Regions from separate parts of the Mus musculus genome. Here region 1 is linked to region 2. A link is a loop called in an ENCODE intact Hi-C map of the cell type or tissue named here. Cell type or tissue: left cerebral cortex. All regions are shown on one strand. Links, peaks and the distances in the headings refer to the core of each region. The heading gives the core; the rest is flanking DNA.

Region 1 (4,684 bases), core at 407-4,406, 200 kb after region 2:
GTTTACTGCCAGTAAGGATCTCACCTGTGCTTTCCTTTGTTTCTGCATTCACTCCCTGCGTGCCAGCACAGTGGCTGCACTTACAAATGATAAAAAGGACAAGAGCTTCACGATCCTGAAGATCTGCCAGCTGGCTCTGAGACTCTCTGTGGAAACCACACTTAGCTGCCATAGGTTGTACTGCGCTGTAATTCTAGATATCACTGTACAGCGCTCTATGGGGGTTGCAACCGCACCAGAGTGGAGCTGGACAGCAGTACCACGGTGGTACCACCTGAATCACACATTAGCACTCCAGTGCACAGTAGTACCACAGTGGTACTGTTTAGCCTTAAGGTTTGGAGTAAGGCTGGAGAAACTCTTTAGCAAAGCATAACTGTGGGCCACACACATCAGCTAAATTCTCTATGATGCAGCTTGGTAGGACAGGATCTAAGAAATCTCCATGCTCATGGAGGAATTACCAAGACAACAAGTGAAGGAAGATGCAGTGGAACATCTGTGCAGACAGGTGTGCTCCACAAGCTAAGCACTCTGTAATTAACACAGGATGGATTCAACTTAACGCAATAGACGACAGGAGTCTTCTCAAAGAAACAGAAAGCAAATGCTGCTCCAAGCAATAACCAACCCCTTAGCAAAGTGGACTGCACTGTTCCCCTGATGAGTCCAAGCGTTTAGCCTGCTGTGATGACCAAGTCAGTGGACTTTCCTAAGCTAACAGCTGCCTTCCACCAGACCAGTGGCACTGCGAGGGTGGTTGGCTAACCAAACACAGAACTCACCCACTGGGTTCCAATGACAGATACACTTGATCATGGCACTACCAGAGCCCTCTGCCCTCCCAAGATAGGTATTTATTAACAATGTGTTTCTTTGCATCTGTACTGATTCTGTTCAAAAGCAATGGAAAGAAGAATCCTTGACTTCCTGTCTCCTAAAATCTCAGCAGTCTCCTGCTTGAGCTCATGAGCTTTGCTCAAGCTGTCCCAGGAAGGCTGTGCACAAGTGAATGGAACAGCCCAGCACGCTGCCACGCCTGCTCCTTTACCTTGCTCAGGGTTCCTCCTGCACACAGGTGTTGATCCCGGCCGGGGCACCTGGTCTGGTCTGGGGAGGGGCTGACAGCTCTCCTCTGACCTTCACTGTAGTGGACTCTAGAAGCTGACTGTGGACTGAGGAGGGAGTGGGGTGCTAATGAGGGGGGGAGCCTCTGCCACATTCCTCTAGTCTGGACAAGTGCTACTGAAAGTAAGTTACAAAGCACTTAGACAATCTTTATGCATTGATAAAGAGCTAATCAAAGACAGCCTCTGGGCTGGCCCTGAGGTGCAGCACACAGGTATGCGTACAGGCAACAGCACGGGGACAGAGGAATAAATGTTCCTGCCACATGTGACTGTGGTCGTCTGTGTCTATGACAGCCTGCCTGAGGTCAAAACAGATGAGACCTTGCTGGGCAGAAGTGCTGGCCTTTCCTTACCTGGTCTATCACTCAGTTTCACCTACAGGTCATGGGCTAATGTGAATGGCAAGTTAGGGCTGCCTAAAAGAGTCGGTGAGAGTATATATAAAAAGAGGATAAATCAATCAGTCACTATTGCTGCCTTTCTTTTAAGAAAATCTCATGATAAGACAATTCATAAAGTTTTACATCTTTTATGAGTACCTTTCAAAACGTATCTAGGCTCCTCAATTATCCTAAACTAGTCACTTAGTCTGGCAGACTTAGCATTTAAGCCCTCTTACCCTAAAATAGCGTAAGATGCTATAGGTCAAGGAAAGGGTGTAAGGGGAATCTGAATTCTAGGGGAAGTGCCAGGAATATTTAGGGGTCAAGTTTTGCCCTTCCACACAGCAGAGCGCTCTCTCTCTCTCTCTCTCTCTCTCTCTCTCTCTCACACACACACACACACACACACACACACACACACACACACACACAGGCATTTCCCCTCCACATCCTGGACATTCGGACTCCAGTCACTGGTGCCGTGTGCTCCCCACCTGGCCTGCCAGTGAAGTCCACAGAGATAAAAACACTCAGAAGACTACAGGAAGTGACTCTGGGATGGCGCAGATGCCGAGGAAACAGGGGCTGAGGCTATATATAAAAAGCATGATGTCAAAGGCCTGAAATACTCTTACTCGATTTGAAGGAGAGTCTTAGAGAAAGGCCCTTTGTGATGCCAACTGAGGATGGACTGGTGCATATACACAAAGTTTATTTTTTAGGAATTTAAAATCACATAACACACAATACTTAAAGTGCCCCTGAACAAAAGACATTTTAACTCTCTAGGATATTTGTGAAAGCCATAAGTCAAAGTTTCCCAAGGATAAAAAATAATGCACTTCTGTGCAAACTGATAATCTACAGTGAAAAAAATCCATCTTTATTCAACAGCAAGAAGAGAGATGTTCTATGCAAATTCACTGCAACCTGGTTTCTGTATTTTAAGAACCATAGAACTGTCAAGACACAGGCATAGGCAACACTGTCCCCTAGAGACCTTAAGAGGCATGGCCGGGCCTTCAGTCTAGTAATGGGAGTTCTGAAGATGTGTAAGCTGGGGTGGGTGTTCTGCAGAAAACTGCCCCCAACTGGACTGGAAGCAACCAGAGGCATGGCCATGGACCAATAAACAAAGAGAAAGATGGTCTTGGGAAGTGAAGTAATGTGGAGAAAAGCTCTGGGACAAAGATGTGCAAGGCTCTCGTCTCTCCCCAGCACCAGGAACGATCCTAACGCCAGTTCTTCACCCATTGACCTTGGCCCTACACTTTCCTAGTGGAAAGTCCCTGAATCATCTCATCTCTAGAAGAGGGTCCTCTCTTCATCACTCGGGGAGGAATTTCTGTATGAGCTGATGGTTCTGGAAAGGACTGGGCCATAGGCGGCTAAGGGAGTCCCGAGGCATGGAAGAGACTCAGCAGCAATCTCTGCACTGCAGGGGAGGCCATGCAGGCTGTCATCAGTGTCACCATGGAGACTGATGCAGAAGGTCTCCGTGCACACCACCTGAGAAGCCCATGGCAAAGTCCTTGTGTTCTTTACCTGTAGTTCTAGCTATGAAATGGGGGAACTTCACCGACTAAGCCTTCACAGACCGCAAAGCTACTTTGAGAAAGAGTAAGCTAGGTACACGGATGGGCATACTAGCTTGCGGCCAGGGCTCTACACACAGAAGCTAGTGCCACTGAGACCGATGTCCCTGCCCTCGGCGGAAGGGGGAATCACTTAGCCCAGTGGAGCTGTGCGCACTGCAGAGGCAGTGAGAAGTCTTGGTCACAGCTCCCCAGCGCTGCTGCTGCAGCTACACGTTCTGAGCAGAAGCGAGTGGTTTCAATAGCAGCCTGCAGGTGCCAATGCAGTAGAACAACCTCTATGCACACAGCACGTGATTTTAGTGCAGGCGCAAGGAACCGGCTGGAAAGGGAACCGTTCCCACTACCTACAGGAAACTCCTCTGCCAGAAGTAACCAACGGTATGCTGAACACACGTACCTGCTGTCTTGGTAGGAAATGTAGTGTGTGTCTCCTCTCTGTGCACTTGTGTGTGGGTGATGGGTGAGCACGCCCCTGAGCATGTGCAAAGGCGGGAGGACTTCGGATGCCCGTTCCACCACTTTCCACTTTATCCCCCTGTAGCAGGGTTTCTCTCTTAGCCTGGAGCCGCACTGGCGGCCAGCATGCCCCAGTGACCCTCCTCCTGTCCCTGACTATGCACTGGGATTTTCACTGGAGTGCTGGGGTCTGAAACAGGGCTTCTCATGCAGGAGCAGCAGGCACTGTCATACATTGAGCTACCGCCCTCCCTGCCTGAGATGTAGGGGTTGAGAAGCACCTGTCCTTGTGTGGTGTGTTGAGAGGACATCAGATGGCACGTATGGGGTGGAGGCAGAACAGAGAACTAAGATCGGTGTTGCAAAACGTCACTGCTGCAGGTGTCAAGTGTTGGTACGAGGAAGAAACCCACAGCGGCGCCACGGCAGCTCCACGTGCGATAGGGAGCAATGTGTGGGCTCTGAGGGCTGCACACTGTGGACAGGTGAGATGAGGCTAAAGGCAATGATGAACAGCCAGGGACAAGAGATGAAATGTGACTGACAGCCGGGGGACTGTAGGACCAACCGTGTGATCCAAGGGACTCCAATGATCTGGACACCGTGCATGCCGCATTATCCCAAGAAAGAGCTTGACACTTGGAAATTTTCACCTTTCTTTCTCTTCTACAATACCTCCGACAAGTCAAATAATCTCTCCTCAGCATTGTGACAGTTATAAACACAGGGGGAAGCCCCTCCTCCATCCAAGTCATTTTATAAATGCCTACGGTCTGCTGCAAATGTGCTGGGGTTGCAGGGGAGGGGGGCACTGTTTGATGTAAATAAATTAATTTTGAAAATGACTAATGTCATCCTGAAATAGTTTGCAGTGTGTCAAAGTGTAATTTAATTCCTCTCTGCAAGGAAAAAAAAAATCCTCCAGCCTGGAAGTTGTGACCACACTTCTACAACCTGTCCGCCATTCCCCTCGTCTGTTTCATCCCTCAACCTCTGCGGGCATGGAGGAGAACCTGGAGTTCTCTGGTATCAGATCTCTCCCGAACATGTTGGACTTTCTGTGGTGGGCTAGAGAACTGAGCAGCAGGTCTGTGTGACTCAAACAGCATCCAGATGC
Region 2 (4,000 bases), core at 1-4,000:
CTGTGACCGGTAAGTACATGCCTTCCAGCAACGATCTGGCTTTCTGAGTGGCCACTGTGGTCACAAGGATCTATGAAGCAGCGTTCTCTGGTGCAAGGATGCTTGGACTCACAAGGGCATGGCACCCAGAAAGGAGCCTTGTTATTTTTCTTTCACACATGGAGGGCCAGCAATTTTAGCTAGCCACCTCTGTGCAGGTGTTTTCATCAATGCTAAGCATATACCCTAAAGGCCATGGGTTCAAGTACTTCCGAGTCACCCTTGGATCACACACCATGAGTCCTACTCACCTGATCCAAACCACAAGTGTCGCCTATGGAATTCAGGTGATTCATCATGAAGCTCAAAGGATCCGGCGATGACTCCCGGGAAAACAGGAGTCTGAAAAGGCTGGGGATAACCTTGTTGGTCTTCATTTGCTCATACGCTTCCGTGACCTGGTAGAGCATGAGGAACTTCAAAGCTTCGTACAGTTTACACTCCAGGATGGCGTCGGAGAAGAGGCTGTTACACATGCTCCCTCTCTTGTGGTGATCTCTCATCCCACTAAACTCAGTCCACTACAAACACAGGAAGAAGTGTGAACTGAGACGTGTGAACTGGGATGTGTGAACTGGGACGTGTAAACTGGGAAGTGTGAATTGGTAAGTGTAAACTGGGAAGTGTAAACTGGGAAGTGTGAATTGGTAAGTGTAAACTGGTAAGTGTGAACTGGGACGTGTGAACTGGTAAGTGTGAACTGGTAAGTATGAACCGGGACATGTAAACTGGGAAGTGTGAACTGGGACATGTGAACTGGGGAGTGTAAACTGGGATGTGTGAATTGGGAAGTGTGAATTGGTAAGTGTGAACTGGGGCGTGTGAACTGGGAAGTGTGAATTGAGAAGATCACACAGCAACATATGAACCACTAATCAAATAAGCCAAACAGGAGGGCAGGATTTTATACAGTTACATTTTCATGCCTGCATTTTGGGACTATTGCATTCTTTTTAATCATGAGTACACCACAGTGGGCTGAATGTTCACCTGCCTCCTCAAACTTATAGGTCAAACATCTTAGTCCAGGGAGACAGCATTAGGAGGTGAGGCCTGTATTGGAGGAGGTATTGGCTTCTGTGGGTAGAGTCCTCACAAGTGGGACTGGTGGCTTTCTAAGAGGAAGCCCAGTGATTGCTGGTTCTCCTCCTGTTATGTGATGACAAAACAAACAAAACCAAAACGCTGTCCACCTGTCTATAAACTAGAAAGAGGGCCATCACCGAATGTCACTGCCTGTTGGACTCCTGGTCTCAGACATCCAACCTTTACAATTGCAAGAAATAATCATTGCTTGTTTAAGTCATCCAGTCTACAGCATCTCATAAGAGAAGCACGAGTTACTAGCCTAATGCACAAATGCATATAATTATCTATATAAAAAATAAAATAAAGTCAGTTTCCCCAAGACACACCATTACTGTGTAAACTATCAAACATGTCGGTTCTCTAAAACTGCTTGGGGCCATCGGGTCGTCCAAGGACTATGCCAGTGTAGAACCATGCAAGAGAGGGTGTGGCTGGCTGGCTCTCTGCAGAGCACCTATGTGGGTTAACTCACACCCTCGTGATAATCATCCAGGGTATAGACTACTCAGTTCTTCAGCAAGAAGAGAGCCATGGCTCAGAAAGGCATTTCCCCCCAGATAAGCCAGACAGAGAGAGGTAAGCAAACCATACTTTCCATCACTTGGAGCCTGATTATTACTAAAAGTCAGGCAGAGCTGTTAGTCTACTTATTATACCCGCACCAACCCCGCATGCGCAGGGGGCATTGCTTGCAGGAGGGCATTTCTGAGGTTTGGACATTGTACCATATTGGAAACCAAATTCCCTCACGGGTCAGGTTTCCAGCAAAGCTATGGAAGCTTCTACCCCACAACTGGCAAATCCATCACAGAGCAAGGACACTGGCTCCGCCTTGCTACTTGGAGGAGAAAGCAAGCTTCCACCAGCAGGGGGCGCTCTGCATTGTTTCATTTCCCTAACGCACCGGATACGCCCCAAGTTACAGGGAACCCGCTGCAGTTGAGACATGGATGCTTCTATTCCAGTAGGTGGGGTTTTTCTTGTTTTGTGTTTCCCTAAACGCTCACCTGCAGTTTCAGTAACTCCACACATTTCCGTAACTTTCCAAACACATTGGAACCTGTGTACTTCTCAGGCCCGAAACTGTACTGCTGGATCCAGTTACAGCCTTGAGAAAAGAGTAGTTTTTCAGGAAGCTTGAAAAAGAAGTAGATGCCGACAAATGATTAGTGTCTCAGCACTTAGCACGCACGATTTGGAATGCCACGGCACATGGTCTTATCTCGTGGAGCAACCCTCGGAGAGACAACAATGTCAGTTAAGTAAAAAGCACGAGGCCATCTTTGCTTTAGATTTGTGGATTAAGTGATTTTTTTTTTTTTTTAGATTATATTCTAGAAAAGATGGAAACCTAGGATTTTGCCCAAAGGAGCAATCCTTTTGTATAAAATGCTGCATGCCCTTGGCATATTGCTTTAGAAACTATGTAACTAAATGGTGTTAAGAAAGCAGGGCATACCAAGCAGCTGCTGTCTTAGCAGAGACGCTGTTGCCTTCCAGACCCGGTTGTCCCTCAAAGGCCGAGAAAGGACTTAGCCAGCATTTCCTATTCCTTTACCCTTTAGCCTCATTTCCACTAGAAACGAGCAACTATACCATTCATTTCACAGAGTTCCAGGTCAAATTCTGGAAGGTGCAAAGATTAGACTTCGGTGTCTGTAAGAACCAAGTCCACTCTGCACAGCTGGTGCCTTACTGCACAGCTTCAGCAGCGGAAACCTGGGTTTTCTGTAACACTCTTTATTTGAGTTAACTAGAGGTAGGGCTAGCATACTACATATATTCCACAAGTATCTGCTATCAAATAGAATGACAGAGAACAATTTTAAACAGAAGACACCAAGGAGACAGACCGTGAGGCCATATACATGAGTGCTACCTCTTTGTTGCTCTGCCATCTTAAATTGGGCATGCTGCAATCAAAACATAATTCAAGTTGCTAATCAAGACAATGTGACTGGGGCTGGACAGCTGTCTCAGTCATTAGGTAGGGTTCCAGAGGACCAGGCTCAGTTCCCTGCACCCACACAGTGGCTCACAACTGTCTGTAACTCCAGTTCCAGGGGGACCCATTGCTCTTTTCTTGTCACATAGTGCATGTACATCCATGCAAGCAAAACAGCCATATAATAAGATAAATAAAAGAGAGAACACACTGCCATAACTGATTAAGAAAAATGATAAAAGACCTGAGACCAAGAGAAGACATCTGCAAATCACATATCCAATGAAGCACTCATATTCAAGACATATACAGAATTTCCAAAACAGCAATTGGAAAATGATCCAACAGAGACAGACAAAGGTCTCAAATGGGTAATTTTCCAAGACGATGATATGGATGGCAAATAGGTACACAAGAGATACTCAACATCTGTTCATTAAAAGCCAAGTGAGGGCCTGCGAGATGGCTCAGTGAACAATGGGGCTTGCTGTGCAAACTTGATGACCCAAGTTCAATCCTGGGAACCCATGCAGAGGTGGAAGGAAAGAACCAGGTTCGTGGAGCTGTCCTCTGTCTTCCACATGCACTAAGGCATGTGCCCCTCCCCCACCCACACAAACAAAATATACCTATTAGAATGGCCACAAACAAATAAATCCAACAATTCTAACTGCTGGTGACCAGGTGGGGCGACTATAACCCTTACACTATACTGGCGGAATGGCAAAAAAAAAAAAAAAAAAAAAAAAAAAAAAAAAAAGGCCAAGCAGGTTTAGAGATCAATGTGGCAGTTTCTCTAAAGTTAAGCACATACCTCCCACATAACCAGGAAGCTAGCTCCTGGGCATTTGCCTAGAAGAAACAGACAATGTACCTATAAAATCCTGTGCTAGACTATCCTTAACAGCCCGATACATTGTTGCCAAG

The links. A loop is a pair of places that touch in the nucleus more often than their neighbours do. Peaks named below come from ENCODE experiments on the same cell type or tissue, not always from the same donor. Only the 100,000 strongest peaks of a DNase experiment are listed, where the experiment ranks them.
Region 1: it touches region 2 in a loop (2.6-fold over the local background); 18 of 42 quality-filtered maps call a loop at or near these places.

The regions. Positions count from the first base shown.
Region 1 is chr15:27,857,279-27,861,962 of GRCm38, forward strand. All of the region lies in intron 11 of Trio (triple functional domain (PTPRF interacting)), which reads right to left. Among named protein-coding and RNA genes, the nearest start is that of Gm29975, 140 kb to the right of the region's middle. In left cerebral cortex, for the core only: a CTCF peak has its summit at 2,502; DNase peaks (open chromatin) are centred at 2,087, 2,522 and 3,407; H3K27ac peaks cover 2,093 bases.
Region 2 is chr15:27,657,755-27,661,754 of GRCm38, forward strand. Otulinl (OTU deubiquitinase with linear linkage specificity like) reads right to left here. Exons shown (of 8, transcript NM_001242423.1): 6 at 2,136-2,264; 7 at 291-560. Among named protein-coding and RNA genes, the nearest start is that of Otulinl, 22 kb to the right of the region's middle. In left cerebral cortex, for the core only: a CTCF peak has its summit at 2,006 (motif pointing right); a DNase peak (open chromatin) is centred at 2,015.